2 separate regions of the Homo sapiens genome follow, and region 2 is linked to region 1. A link is a loop called in an ENCODE intact Hi-C map of the cell type or tissue named here. Cell type or tissue: breast epithelium. All regions are shown on one strand.

The links. A loop is a pair of places that touch in the nucleus more often than their neighbours do. Peaks named below come from ENCODE experiments on the same cell type or tissue, not always from the same donor. Only the 100,000 strongest peaks of a DNase experiment are listed, where the experiment ranks them.
Region 2: it touches region 1 in a loop (12-fold over the local background); 2 of 110 quality-filtered maps call a loop at or near these places.

Annotation. Positions count from the first base shown.
Region 1 is chr6:152,214,554-152,222,553 of GRCh38, reverse strand. SYNE1 (spectrin repeat containing nuclear envelope protein 1) reads left to right here. Exons shown (of 146, transcript NM_182961.4): 118 at 995-1,128; 119 at 1,508-1,712; 120 at 3,369-3,551; 121 at 4,151-4,297; 122 at 7,494-7,648. Among named protein-coding and RNA genes, the nearest start is that of SYNE1-AS1, 160 kb to the left of the region's middle. RefSeq lists an enhancer at 218-1,417. In breast epithelium, no CTCF peak of the experiment used is centred here; a DNase peak (open chromatin) is centred at 3,516.
Region 2 is chr6:152,943,763-152,951,762 of GRCh38, reverse strand. No RefSeq gene overlaps it. Among named protein-coding and RNA genes, the nearest start is that of FBXO5, 35 kb to the left of the region's middle. In breast epithelium, a CTCF peak has its summit at 3,395 (motif pointing right); no DNase peak of the experiment used is centred here; H3K4me3 peaks cover 857 bases.

The DNA.
Region 1 (8,000 bases):
ATTTGTCAATTGAAAATCATTTTTTTAAGTTAAAAATAATTCTTGGCAAGGAAGAACACCCAGAGATAAAGCTTGGCAAAGCTGTGCCTTCTTAGAGTCTTCATCTTCGGGAGTTTGTGGTAGAAGCACTGCGGGTATGTAACAAAATAGAGACCTGGCTTTGGCTTTGAGTGTCAAAGAGATCCACAGTTTGGCAGATAGCACGTTACATAACACCATTGCCATGGCTTTGTTAGAAACAAGAGCTTGGGGTAGCAAGGAAAATGAGCACTTAAAGGATTTCTCAGCAAGGCAAATTTACTTCTGCAGGAGGGTGCCACTCACACTTCTGGCTGCTGCAAGAGCACACTGAACAAAGGAGAGAAGGAGTTTTTATCCCTAACGCAGTCCCTATCCCTGCATCCTTCCCCTGTTGGCTAGGGTTGGACCACTCAATCTAAACTGACCTCAGTTGGCTAAGACTTAAACTTTTCCAATTAGGGTAAATATGTGATTCTCAAGGGAGGGAGGGGTAGGAGTGGTCCCTGTGTTACAGCACAAGGCAAGTTTGGACATGTCTGGGCAAGTCAGGACACAACAAGAGCAGGAGGGCTGCTCACAGGCCAGAAACAAGAAAGTACAAGGAGGTGAGGCCTCTGAACCAAGGACAAGGACATTACACAATTAAACCCTTTGAAGAGGAATTTACCATCTCTGGCAGCTTCCTACCAGACAATGGACAAGGGCACCCTATGTGAGTTTTTCAGCAGAATGCAAATGCCAATAGAAGAAGGCTTCATTGCTCAGAACCTCTTCTCATAGCCAAAATAACAAAATCCTACAAAAGAGAATAAATGATTATCTAAAGAAAGCTGATAAAGCATTGGTGCTAAGTCATGCCTGGTTTATACAAGTATATGTACATATTTATGAAAACATATACAAATTCCTTTTAAACTTGCTTATTAGAATTTAGATCCTGTTATGTCATCTATGGGTCTTTTTTTTGGGGCAGAATCTCCAAGATGATCTGGAAAAACAGGAAAGGAGCTTACAGAAATTTGGCTCTATCACCAACCAATTATTAAAAGAGTGTCACCCACCCGTGACAGAAACTCTTACCAATACACTGAAAGAAGTCAACATGAGGTATGGAGTATGTTAACTTTACACACTATTTATATCACAGCCTTATTATAAATAATGATATAATTAAAACAATGACAGTTTGAATTTGAGCTATATAGATTCTATTCCTTTAAACTTCTCTTTCACAACATGAATTTAAGGATAAATAAATGTAGTGAAGAGATTTAGAAAGAATTAGAAGTACTGTACACCCAAAGATTGCCATCATCCTCATTACCTACCCTGAAACTAGGAATATGAAACATTAATTTTTATTATGTTAACTAGAAATGATTATGTCTATATTCACATGAACCAGGATCATGAAAAATAAAATAGCACATATCCACATTTGGTGAGAGGTGGTAATCTGCTCATGAGTGTTGGTTATTATTTCCAGATGGAATAACTTGCTGGAAGAGATTGCTGAGCAGCTACAGTCCAGCAAGGCCCTACTTCAGCTTTGGCAAAGATACAAGGACTACTCCAAACAGTGTGCTTCGACAGTTCAGCAGCAGGAGGATCGAACCAATGAGCTGTTGAAGGCAGCCACAAACAAGGACATTGCCGATGATGAGGTTGCCACATGGATTCAAGATTGCAACGTATGTTCAGGAGCTACCTTGTTTTCCCCACATGCCCTTCTTAGACTGCCCAAGTTTAGCTTTTGGTCTGTGTAAGCTTTGGTATGTCTTTCTATGTGAGACAGTTACCCAAAAATAACTGTCTTAGGATCAAAGAGCCTGCCTGATTTTCAGAACACAGGTGCACATGCATCAGACTAAGAGGTCTCCTCCCATTGTTTTATTTTTTAAAATGAGTTGTTTTCCCATTTTTCCTAGTGGAATTTAGTCAATGTGAAAGATTGAGGCTCTTTGTGTTTTCTAGGGTGGTCAATATAAGACATGACCATATGGGGAATAGTGTTCTATCTTTAAAAAATCTTCTGTTCCAGATGTTGTCCATTTACATTCATTAACTCCTATGTAAGCATCTACACAATAGTTTCATCTAAGATATTAATGGTAGAAAGAAGTCTTTCTCTCCTAATTTACTGGTATACTTCTTTTAATGGCTTTTTAATAATTCTCTTTTTCACTGTAGCTGCCAATAACCTACTTAAGGGTTTAAGGAACAGCTCTTCTCTTGTTTCAAGCATTACATGGCTCTTACTATTTGTCCTTATTTGTCTTTATTTTTAAGAGCTTGTTACGAGGATCTTTTTATAAACTTTTCCAAATCAGTTTATTAGAATTAGGCAAGCTATAAAAACTATGTAAATAAAAGTTTAACCTATTCTAATATCTTCAACCTGAATAATCACTTTAAAGCTAAAGATGGGTATTTTAAAATAAAGATAATACAGTGCTTTTTTCATCCACATAATTTGTGTGTACAAGAACTGTCATTTTCAATACTCCTGAATTGAAATACACCTTGTCTGTTATCTGTGTCAAGCGTAAAGAGCCCTTTGTTCTTCTTTCTCTCACAGAAGTCACTGCCTAGGCATAACATGACTGAGTGGGATACCAGCAACAGGTAGAAGAAGCAGTCACTTATTATCTCTCAATGATAGGATAGAAAGCAGAAACAGGGAGTTTCCATTGGCTTATATTTTTTAACCTGTAGGAGGGTCCCACAGAAAGTGGAGGCAAAGAGATCCCATGGAAAAGAATGGGAATACAGGCTACTCTCACCCCCTGCTCACCAAAATCATCACTGTGTTCTGTACCCTACTGAGATAGGAGGTTGCTGTACTTGCAATAATGTGACCACACATATAGAAGACACCACGGACAAATTCCTGGTGTGTATGATAATAATAGAAAAAGGAAAAATATAACATTTTGTTTTCAATTTGATACAAATTACATAAAGAGGCAGGAAAAAAACTGCCAAAATATTTCCAGTTATTGGCTCTACTCTTGGGTCATGTTTGTTTTTTTTTTTTTTCTTGTTTATGTATGTTTTTCTGCATTTCCCCAAGGTCCTGTAATGAACCTACATAGCTTTTACTAACAAAAGAGTAATTATATATAGCCATAGGTTATATGTGTATAATGTATGTTTAAAATATTAACATAGCATTTTAAAAAATGGGGTTCAGTGCGTGTTCATTTTTCCACAGGTGAAGTTTATTTAGCCTAATAATATGATCCGTAGGAATGGTGTGTTTCTACATGTGTAGCCCTTTGCCGATTGCTGTTTATGATAAGGAGTATCAACATGCTTCAGAGTGGGCATATTTTCACCTCTTCTAGGACCTCCTCAAAGGACTGGGCACAGTTAAAGATTCCCTCTTTTTTCTCCATGAGCTGGGAGAGCAACTGAAGCAACAAGTGGATGCTTCCGCAGCATCAGCTATTCAATCGGATCAACTCTCTTTGAGTCAACACTTGTGTGCCCTGGAGCAAGCTCTCTGCAAACAGCAGACTTCATTACAGGTACAGAGCTCCTATTTAGTATCTTCTGTATATTGGCTGTTCTCTAATATCTGGGCACAAACACAGAAAAAGAATTCCTTGTCATGGCAACAATGCCTCCTTCAAGACTCAAGAAAATAGCAAGTAAACAAACTTGGAAGTTCTGGTGGGGACGATGAAGGTGGACGTTTTGCGCTGTTCTCTGCCAAGGAATTTTAAAATCGGTTTAAGATGCAAGCCCCTGAACCAATGCCTGCCACCATGGCCTGTTCAATTAATAAACACTAAGCGGCTTTAATATAAATATTCGTGTTTATTTAACTCAGACTTTTACAAGAATCAGAAGATTTTTCAGACGTGTTGTTTGATCATGTATTTAAAGAATAATTTGAATTGTTATTGACTTATGGTGCATAGAAATAATTATAGTTTTTAGAAAAATTACATAAAGAAGATTTAAATTGTTATAGCTTTTTTTATAGGAACGTCTAGAGAATGGCAATTTGATACAAGAATATGAAAAATAATTTTAATATCCACTTGCCCTTTTACCAGACTTTATTAAAATACCAATTTTTTTTTTTTTAACTGAAATACCAATTTCTTTTGTGGAAAAAAAGGCTGGAGTTCTTGATTATGAAACCTTTGCCAAGAGTTTAGAAGCTTTGGAGGCCTGGATAGTGGAAGCTGAAGAAATACTACAAGGGCAGGACCCTAGCCACTCATCTGACCTCTCCACAATCCAGGAAAGGATGGAAGAACTTAAGGTAAGTGTGTTCAAATCTGAGTCCCAGATCTTTTACCATCTGTCTTCAAAAATCTTTTTTTTTTTGAGATGGAGTCTCACTCTGTCGCCCAAGCTGGAGTGCCGTGGTGTGATCTCGGCTCACTGCAACCTCTGCTTTCCGGGTTCAAGCGATTCTGCCTCATCCTCCCGAGTAGCTAGGATTATAGGGGCACGCCACCACTCCTGGCTAGTTTTTGTATTTTTAGTAGAGACGAGGTTTCACTGGTCTTGAACTGATCACCCGAGGTCAGGCCTCCCAAAATGCTGGAATTACAGGAATGAGCAACCACACCCAGCCCTGTTTTCAAAATCTTAAGTGAAACTCAAAGCTGATGTAGACCCACTCTTTCTTTCGAGTGAGCCCCCAGTGAGACTTTCTCTGGCAAACAGTAGACTGTGTGCTGGCAGTGGGCACAGGCTGATTTCCCAGCTCACTCCTGGAAGCCACCTCACTCCTCCCTCTTTCCACCGCTGGAAACCACCTCACTCCTCCTTTCCACGGCTGGTCCCTCTCCATGTTCCTGTACCCAGTCCATCACCTCTCTATTAACTTTTGAACCTCTCGTCTCTGTTTCTAACATCATCTACTCCTAGCTCAATCTACTCCTATCTCTCTGAGACCCTACAGCCGCCTCCCACAGATCTGCATCCATTCACCCAACCTCCCCTCCTCCTGGCTGTCAGAATGACCTTTTTTGTTCTTTTTAAGGGTTTTACTTAATTAGCTTGATTTAATCATTCCACATTGTGTGAAAACATCATATCATACTCCATAAATATATACGATTATAATTTGTCCATCAAAAATAATTTAATAATTTTTTTTTCTTTTTTTTTTTTTGTGACGGAGTCTTGCTTTGTCGCCCAGGCTGGAGTGCAGTGGTGCAATCTCGGCTCACTGCAAGCTCTCCCTCCCAGGTTCACGCCATTCTCTTGCCTCAGCCTCCCGAGTAGTTAGGACTGCAGGTACTGTCCACCACGCCTGGCTAATTTTTTTTGTATTTTTAGTAGAGACGGGGTTTCATCATGTTAGCCAGGATGGTCTCAATCTCCTGACCTTGTGATCTGCCCGCCTCAGCCTCCCAAAGTGCTGGGATTACAGGCCTAATGTAATACTTTTTTAAAAAAAAAAAAAAAAAAAGGTTTTACTTAGTTGTGAATTTTTTTTTTTTTTGAGATAGAGTCTTGCTCTATTGCGCAGGCTGGAGTGCAGTGGCACGATCTCGGCTCACTGCAACCCCTGCCTCCCAGTTTCAAGCAATTCTCCTGCCTCAGCCTCCCAAATAGCTGGGACTACAGGCATGTGCCACCATGCCCTGCTAATTTTTGTATTTTTAGTAGAGATGGAGAGGGGGGTGGTTCACTATGTTGGCCAGGCTGGTCTCGAACTCCTGACCTTGTGATCCGCCCTCCTTGGCCTCCCAAAGCACTGGGATTACAGGCATGAGCCACTGTGCCCTGCCAATTGTGAATGATTTTAAATATTCAATCAAGTAAGCAAAATAATTCAACAGGCATGAAAATTTTATTGTATTATTCCCTTGGTTAAAGCTCTCAAGGTTTCCCACTGCTCTTAGGGAAAAGACCATGTGGCTTCTCAAGGCGGCATCCTGGTTCCACCTTTCCTGAGGATCTTATTCTGTTGCACCATAGCCACTCTCTCCCTCCAGCCACTCCCGTGCCACTGTGCCCGTGATATTTCCTCTCTCTGGATTTGTTTTCTTGTCCTCGTCAGCTCACTCCTCACTAAAAAGAGTAAAGTCCTGGTCATTTTGTTCAATGTCACTCTCTTAGGAAAGTCTCCACTGTCTGTCCAGGACCAGGCCCCCCAGTGACACATTTTCATAGCACACTATTGTTTTTCTTCCATGCTCTATCATGTCATTTAATTACATTCCTGTGAGTAGGGGACTACTGTTGCACTTTTGACTACTAGAATAGTATCTTATTCCCTGTAAGTGCCACGAGGGGAAGGACTGTGTCATGGCTATTTTGTTCATTGCTGATGTCTACCCATGGACATTATGCCATTTAACAGTTATATTTTGGTTTCAATATTTGAGATTTATTCTTTCTTCAAAAAACATGAGTCTTTTGCAGAACATGCAAAGAGAAGACACACACATAGCCAAAGGTGGCCTGACATTTTTTCTTTCCTGTAACCAATTTCCTAGATGGAGATAAGGATACCCATGGGAAAATCAGAACCGACAACATTGTCCTGTGTTTGAAGGGAGGGAAGAGATCCAAAAGAATAGATTGCTCTTTTGATTGAGTCTCACCAGCTGTGGGGTGGCGGGTCAGAGACCTAAAACTGGAGCTCTTAAAATGTGTGGTCACTTCATAGCTCAAGTGAAATCTTATTTTCTCTAGCAAGAACCCAAGGAGGTTCGTTTACCCTCTTCCATTTACTAGCTGGCTGGCCTGGAGCAATTTACTTAGTTTCTGTGCCTCCCTTTCCTCCCTTGTAAAGAGAGAATAGCAGCATGACTTATCTTATGTGATCGTTTTGAGGATAAAATGAGTTCTTACTTGTAAAGCTCTTGTCAGTGCTTGATTCATAGTAAGTGCTCAATAAACGTTAGCTATCACTGTTATAACTTTTGTTAGTTGTGAATAATAAAGGAGGAAATTAGCATGAACAAATTAAACGTAAATGGTAAGAAGTAAGGTCTTTTACTTATCAGCATAATTTTCATCCTTAATCAGTTCTGTCAAGAATTGCCTATGAGTAAATAAATCAAGTAAATAATATAATACTTGTAATATAATTACATATGAGTAAATCAAGTAAATAGTATATGTAATATAATACACGTAATAAAAATCAAGTAAATAATATAATACGTGTAAATAAAGTAAATAATATATTTGTATGTATAAACCATACAAGTAAATAATATATCAAGTAAATAACAGAATACACGTTAAGTAGTCCATAAAGGATAATGAGTAGCTTGAGTAGCAATAGCAGCAGCAGCAGCAGTTTAGACTGAAAAGTAGATTTGGCTTTTCGCTATTCGTACCTAGAGATTGTAAGTAAGTGGCCTAGAAATGCAGAGGCCACTAGACCGAAGACCAGCTACTTCCTGAAATCAGAAATTCACTGCGCACTTTGAAAAAGTTTTGACTTTTTTGACCATGGTGCTAAACCTACTTTTAAATCTTCCTTCTAGGGACAGATGTTAAAATTCAGCAGCATGGCTCCAGATTTAGACCGTCTAAATGAGCTTGGATATAGGTTACCCTTGAATGATAAGGAAATCAAAAGAATGCAGAATCTGAACCGCCATTGGTCTCTGATCTCCTCTCAGACTACAGAAAGATTCAGGTAGAGTAAACAAGAGATGTCTTGGTTGCTCCAGTTGTCTTAGTCTGGTTTGTGCCGCTATGTCAAAATACTACAGAATGCATAATTTATAAAGAACAGAAATGTTGAACAGTCTCACAGTTCTGGAGACTGGGAAGTCCGCAGTCAAGGTGCTAGCAGATTCAGTTGTCTGGTGAGGGCTGCTCTCTGCTTTCAAGAGGGCAGGTTTTGCTGCATCCTCAGGAGGGGAGAGTTGCTGTGTCCTCACACAGTGGAAGGCAGAAGGACAACAGTGCTGAACGCTGTGTGAATCTTCTTTTAAAAGACCCTTAATCCCATTGACAAAGGAGGAGTCCTCATGGCCTAATCACCG
Region 2 (8,000 bases), 730 kb before region 1:
AAATATCCACTACATTTTGTTAATATAATTTTTTTTTTTTTGCAACAGTCTTGCTCTGTCACCCAAGCTGGCATGCAGTGGTGCGATCTTGGCTCACTGCAACCTCCACCTCCTGGGTTCAAGCACTTCTTCTGCCTCAGCCTTCTGAGTAGCTGAGACTACAGGCGCACGCCACCATGCCCAGCTAATTTTTTGTATTTTTAGTAGAGATGGAGTTTCACCATGTTGGCCAGGATGGTCTCGATCTCTCGACCTCGTGATCTGCCCACCTCACCTCCCAAAGTGCTGGGATTACAGGCGTGAGCCACCGCGCCTGGCCAATACAATTCTTTTTATGTTGACAATATGCAAAAGATAACTGTATCCATGAGTAGAAGAGGGTACATAGTCATATATTAGATATATCCGAACTTTTATTTACACACAGTACCTGTAGGATAATAGTGTCCCAAAATGTAAAGAATGATATTTTACCATTAGATATCTCTGCTTTGCAATTCTAACCTTTCCACATACTATTTAACCTTGGGCAAATTTTTAACATCTAAGAGCTTCAGTTTTCATACTTATAAAGAGAAGGCAATATTGCCTATCTGATATTATTAACAAAATGATTAAATTTGAAAATACAGATAAAATACTAATGCAATTTCTGACACAAAATAAATGAGTGTAGCTGTTGTAGATCTTTTATTAAGGCCAAAGTGTTAATGCTTACAAGTATCTGTACGTGTATGATAGTCAAAATAATGAAGTCCCTTAATACATAATTCTAGAATTTTGATAAGACTGGAATAATCTGATGCTAAATTTTCTATCTCATATTTTATTTACTTCTGAGAATTGAAAAGCTTTTTTGTCCTCAGTAGATAAGCAGAGAAAGTAAACTTACTACTAGAAAATAATTCTGTTAAAGTGTGGACTGAATGGATCTTAAAATGAATTCAAAGCTCACACTTAAAAGTTTAGAGCCATTCATTTATCTGTTTGTTTACAAAAACGCTTATTGAGTGCCTTCTATGCATAATGAACTATGCTGGGTGACGTCTAATGCAGAGTCTTTCTCAACCAGGTGTCCAGGAGAGAACTGAGCTTTCATAACCTAGTGCGTCTATTATATGTAATGAGTTAACATTTTTCCTAGGCATCTAGAATGGTACAAGTTATGTACCTTCCTTGAGGAAATTAGGAAAATTATCACGTAAATAAGTTTCTGGGTTGTATGGCCAGGTAGGAAGTCCACCTGAGAAAGTCTAGGAGGCAGGGAGAAAAACCAAAAATATATACTAATTAAAATAGAAGATAAAATGAAATAAATGCAAAATAAGCAAAATATAAAATGGAACGGAAGGAAAATTACTCCTAACAAGACGATCAGAACAAATAAATTACTGAAGGGAATCTTGAATCATGAAAATCATTGCCCTTTTTTTTTTTTCTTTCCCCTCTTTAAAATGTGCAACCTATTGTATTATGTCCTGGGATTGTTTCAGGGGTGAAATGGTCAAGAAGCTTATGTGGTTTCTGGAGAAGTGGTAAGGGCAATTGAGGGGTACACTAGCAAATTACTGTGTGAATTCAGAGTGGGAAGGCAGATGCCTTCAGAAATTCCTTTGCTACTGTGAAAAAAAGTAAATGTCATAATTTATTTTCTCCTCATACTATGAAAACCAATATCTATTTCGCTCTAAGAGTTAGGAAAATTCCATAGAAAACTTTTTTAAAGCCCTAAGAATAGGATAGCAGAAGGGAAAACTCAGGGGCGACATTAGAGATTGTGACACCCCAGAGAAAGACATGCATTAGTGACCCGAGTTCTAAACACACCTAAGTAGTTATTTATTTTTAAGGACTAGTGCTAATCTTTTTAACTAAACTTTTTTGTTTTTTCTTTTTCTTTGAGACAAGGTCTTGTTCTGTTGCCTAGCCTGGAGTGTAGTGGCATGACCATAGCTCACTGCAGCCTGAAACTCCTGGGCTCAAATGATTCTCCCATAAATTAGAAGCATTTTAAATAAGTAGGCGGTGGGCCGGGCGCGGTGGCTGACGCCTGTAATCCCAGCACTTTGGGAGGCTGAGGCGCGTGGATCACGAGGTCAGAGATCACGATCATCCTGGACAACATGGTGAAACCCTGTCTCTACAAAAAAATTAGCTGGGCGTGATGGAATGTGCCTGTAGTCCCAGCTACTTGGGAGGCTGAGGCAGGAGAATCGCTTCAACCCGGGAGGCGGAGGTTGCAGTGAGCTGAGATCGCACCACTGCACTCCAGTCTGGTGACAGAGCAAGGCTCCGTCTCAAAATAAATAAATAAATAAATGAACATTTAAAAAAATAAATAAATAAGTAGATGGTGAATTGGAGAAGGGTATGGTATAATGCTAGTGGATTTCTCTACTGAAAAATTAATTTTCTAGGACAAGGCATATAAGATCATATTCTTTCTTTCTAGATAAACTAACATTTACATAAAAGTCACACAGTCTCAGAAGATGGATGCACAAGCAATGTCCAGTGTCAACACCATCTTCCTGAGAGACCGCAATAAAGAAAGGAGAATCCCTAGCCAAAGAAGGTAGTTGAGGGTAACAGTTTCTCACTACTACAGGGAATACAGGGGATAGTGACAGAGTCATTCTGAGAATCTCTTGGCAACAAGGAGCTTGTCACTTTCGAGACCAAAGGGAAGAGGGAAGAGGACAGTAACAGTTCCCGCCCTTCCTCAGATGCCCGTATACAGGAACAGCACTAGTAACTTCATATAAAATGCTGTGCAGTCGTTGAGTTGGACCAGTCAACTTGCATTTAATGCCCATTGACTTTAATTGCTTGACTGCAAACTCTGATGAACAAAGAAATAATATATTATTCCACATAGGCTTTACCTGGAACTAAGGGGTGGGTAAGGAGTGCGGAAGTGGTTCCTAAGGCCTTAGGAGGGCATCGTCTCAGAAACCCGTGAATCTTGACAATTCTAGCAGTACAAAGAGAACGTCACATTTCCCGTTAGCAATTCATTCCTGAGAAGGTGGTGTACAGTAGATTCGTGATAATGCTTTTTGGCACGCTGATAAATATGTTTTTACTTAAAATTATTTCTACTAAGATTGCTAACACTGATATTATCCCTTGAGATTTTATCTTCAGTTTCCTTTGCACAGTTGTCACTCTGAAGGCTCTGCTGTGTGGAGTCAGCGTGCGAGGCATCTACAGCCTGCTGATTCCTTAGACTCTTGCTGGTATTCTTGTCTTGTTCCTGGAAGATTTTCCTGCCATGTTCATGAGCTTGAAAACTTTTCAAAAGCTCAGGATGTCAGTAAACTCGCCGTTTTCTGTTTCTATTGCACTTAATATTCCTTTTCATTTACTTCATTGGATTTCCACCAGAGGGCACAATAAGCCTAGCTAATCCACAGTTTAGAGCTATTCAGTACACGAAGTGTAACTTTCTGGACTTGTTTACGGTGGTTCTAATTTCATTACTCCAAGGTGTTGTGGTTAAGAGTGGGGTGTCTGAGGCCAAACTGAGTTTGGATCCCAGCTCTGCTATTTGCTAGCTCTGTGATCTTGGAGAATTCCTTAATTTCCTTTCTGAGTAAGTGTTCTTCTTGTAAAATGAGCATACCAATCTTCCTTTTGGGCTGCTGCGAGGATTACATGAGTTTAGACACATATCCAAAGTACTTGGAATATGTCTGGCATATAATAAAGCACTAAGGATAAATGATCTCAAATTTTAAGAAAATGACAGTTTTACTTACCTGGGAGTTACTTGGAAAGCATCAAAGAGTTGAAAGCTACTAAATAGAGAGAGTGTTAGGCGTGTGGCAAGGGCTACTTAATGTACATCATTTCTATCCAAGAGATATATGAGGAAGAAGTCTATGTTCATTTGCTCACTGATTCATCCCAAGTGCTAGAACAGTGCCTAACACATGGTAGGTGCTCAATAAATATGTTTTAAATGAATGGAAGATAACTTTATTAACTCATGTATACAGGTAAGAAAAATGGAGACTCAGGAAGTTGATAAAAGTTGCCCAGGGTCATACAAGTAAGTGAAATATGTTGTACTTTCACCCAAATCTATCTAATTGCAGACCAACTTTCTTTTGACAGGGTTGAAGAAAATGAACTTTTGGTTGACTCTCATAAGTGAACTGCCTGGCTGAGTTTTTCTGTTAGGAGTGAGACTGTAAGGTATTCTTTTTAGTAAGGCTTTAAGAAGATTGTTTCACCAAGATTTCAATGGTAGTTTGAAAAAAAAATAACTTAACATTAGTTACTTTCAATCAAGTCTAACAAATATTCGTAAATCATATTTTCCCTTAGGCATTTTGAAGTCTATTTTCCATAACCGAATGGAATAAGCAAAATATAAAGGAAAAAAAATCTTCATAAAGCTGCTTACATTTAAATTCACATTTTCTGAGAGCTCAATGGCTGATTCACAGTTCATGCTCAGCATGTTTGTTGAATGCCTGTGTATGAGAGGGAAAGAAAACAAATAACTATAGCCAAAATCTTCTAGTCCTTCAGTATATGATGAGCAGGCTGCTGACCAGCAGCTTCGGTGTCACCTGGAAACTTACCAGAAATGGAATCCCATCCCATGGCTATTGCATCAGAATTGGCATTTTAATAATGTCCCCAGGTAATTTATATGCATATTAAGGTTGGGGAAACTCTGCTCTAGCCGATATGGTTAACTGTGGAAAACAAATGATTGATTCCTATCAACTAATAAATCACATCACATTGAGAATGTTTCAAAAGCAAGAAATTAGAAGGAAATTTATGCTGGGCACCATAAAACTCCAAAATATTTTTTGGGGAGGGGTTGAGTGAAACTCTGAGAGAATGTGTTAAAAAATGAAACTGCAAATGGATGTGTTTATTCTTTTTAGAGACTTATACCCATCATGCCCATTTAGAAGAAGTTTTTTCAATTTTACAAATTGATTTCTTGCGTGGATTTACTTGTATGAAAGGTTTGATTTCCCTTTATTTATGGGCTTACATAGCCTGAAGTCATTTTATTGTCATATTATCCTTACACTGTGCGTGAATCATCAAAATGTTTTTCTTGAATCCAAGGCGGAGGTGGGGAGCCAGGCTAAAATGTATGAGACTGTCATTCTCTGTGACAGATGTCTCATGTCAAGTTATAAAATATTTCTGTCTATGAAAAGACAAAGAAATCTGCAGTGATATATACAAGGTTTAGTTACATGGAAATATATTGAAAAACATTTCTGCTTAATATACTATACTATATATAATACATGTATACATATATTATACATGCATGCATATATGCATATTTTGTATATGTAGACATCTATAGCTATCATTTTAGTGGTTTATATGTAATATCATTAAATACAAATCATTTTTATAAAATGTGTTATGCCTTTTCATGTCTTTTCACAAGTTTATAGTCACCAAAATATAATTTTTTATAATAAAAATAGATATTTGTCTTTGTAAATAGTTAAAATTTGTTTTTCAAATTTTATTTTTTTTTGTAGAGACAAAGTCTCCCTATGTTGCCGAGGCTGGTGTTGAATTCCTGGACTCAAGTGATTCTCCTGCCTTACCCTCCCAAAGTGCTAGGATTACAGGCATAAGCCACAGCTCCTGGCCTACTTTTAAAAATTATACCAGAGTATTAGTACCTGCATATCTTGGTAGAGTTTTTTTTGGTGTTCACTCATATCTGTATAGTCCAGTACAACTAAAAATTATTAATAAACTAGCAATAACAATAGTAATAAAGTGATTTCCTCCAATGATTTACAAATTTTCCTTCATCTACACATGATTTTTCATCTGAAAAACTGAACTTTTTCTTTTTAAAATATGACCTGGTTACTGCATTTTAGCCATCACTTGTGCCTCTGTGACTTGAAACTGACTCATCTGTAATATATAGAATATTTTGGTTAGATCATCTCTTAAATAACTTTTGGTTTGGTTCAAAACCAAAATGATAGTGTTGTTTTTCCCATTAAATTGCTATGAATTTGCACAAGGCCATAGATTTTATATTTTTAATGTTTTGTCCTTACTTCAAATGTTATTGAATAAACTGGCAGCATTGGTTGGCTCATTGAACATTTGAGGATTCTTTCCCTTCTGCCAAAGGAAAAGGGAAGGAAACAAACTGACATCATCAGTGGCTGCAGTGAGTTCACCTGGAAAATACTGTGCTTTACCTTTCTATTTTGTATTTACTTCAATAAAGCAGGTGCTCTATTCTGCTGAAAATAGTTTTGTATTTGTTTTTGAAGACAGTTGTGCTAACTGCTTTTTTCTCTCCCTCTTGTTTTTCAATGATGAGTCCATAGAAACTGCACTTCTATGCATTGGCAGTGCTGTAGTGATCTTTGGAAATGTAGTCAAATTGGAGAATTCCCTCGATATCAATAGTTTAGATCATTATCAATGGGAAAAATATTTTTTATACACTTGTTTATTTTAGTATACTCCTGTTTTGTTTCATTTGAAACTAGTTTTAGTGTACTGTGGAGTTCATAGTCAAGGTCCAAGTCTTATGATTTAATATCTGTAAGAAAAGAGAACAACAGATATAAGGAAATAAATAACCTTGTTTTTTTGTCAGTTAAATAAATTCCATGGAAATTTGATCTCTGAAGACTAATAAGCAAAGCATGATGCTCAAATTGATAGAGTAATATGAACATTTTTACCAACAGCAAGACCATGTCAAGAACTCGTTAACTGAAAATGTTGCTCTAGTCTCATCAAATCACCCAGTAGAAGAGTGGTGTTTTTTAAAAGTAAATCAGATTATGTGCTAGATACTCTGGAGGAAGAAAATCTCAGGACAAAATAGTCCCATCCTTAAGGAGGTTTCAATTCAGTGATAGCCATGGGAGTAATGCTGTACAAAGGGTCAGCTTCTTTGGTGAATAGATGTGAGCTCAAAAATCATTTCAATTACGCACAGATATATATACACACACACATATGTATCTATACACACATATACATATAAAGATATATGTATCCCAAAAAAAGAAGAAAAAAAAGAAAAGAAAAAAGTAATAAAAGCAAAAACAAACACAAAAGTTATGTATATCTTTAGTTTGTTTGAACCAGGTTTATGAATTTTTATTTTTATTTGTTTTACAATGTATTGTCATAGAGTCATAGTATGCTCTTTTAATTCTTTTAATTTTTCTCTACAGTTACTTTACCTTTTTCAGTCCTAATATATTTTATTTGATAATTCCTTTTGTCTTTATCCAGCCTCTTAAAAATATTTTTATTAGTCTTTAAAAAATATCAGCTTTCGGCTTTTTTGTGCATCTCCTTATTTTATTGATTTCTACATTATGAGTTTCTGTTCTTGTTCTTGCAATTTCCTTCTTTTTATGTCTTTGTACTCCTGCCACTGTTCTAGTTCTTTCTCTTGAGTTAAATAACTTAATGATCAATTTTCAATCTTTCTTTTTAAGCATAGGCAATTAGGGCTATGAATTTCTTTCCCAATATTACATCAACTCTAGGCCAAAAGTTTTAATATGTATTTTTTCCACTGGCATTTCATTATAAATGTTTTATTAGTCCCAATACTAACTTTTTAGACTCAAACATTACTTATAAATAAATGCTTTTAAATTTCTAAATAAATAGAATTTCAGGTGTGTCTTTTGGATTTTGATTTTGAATTTTATTTTACTATAGAACATACAGTGAGAAGGTGGTATATATGATATTGATTTTTTGATATTTGTTTTGGAGACTAGTGTGTAGTCCAATTCTATAAGTGTTCCATGTTTACTTTCAACAAATGTGTATTCTCTACTTGTTGAATATAGACTGCTGTTTGTGCTTGTTAATTGTATTATTTAAGCTTTCCAAATTCTTACTATTTTTTGACTGTTTTATCTATCAATTTTCATAGAGGTATACTAAAATTTCTTGCTATGGTTAGGGATATATCTATTTCCTCTTGCATTATTGCTACTATA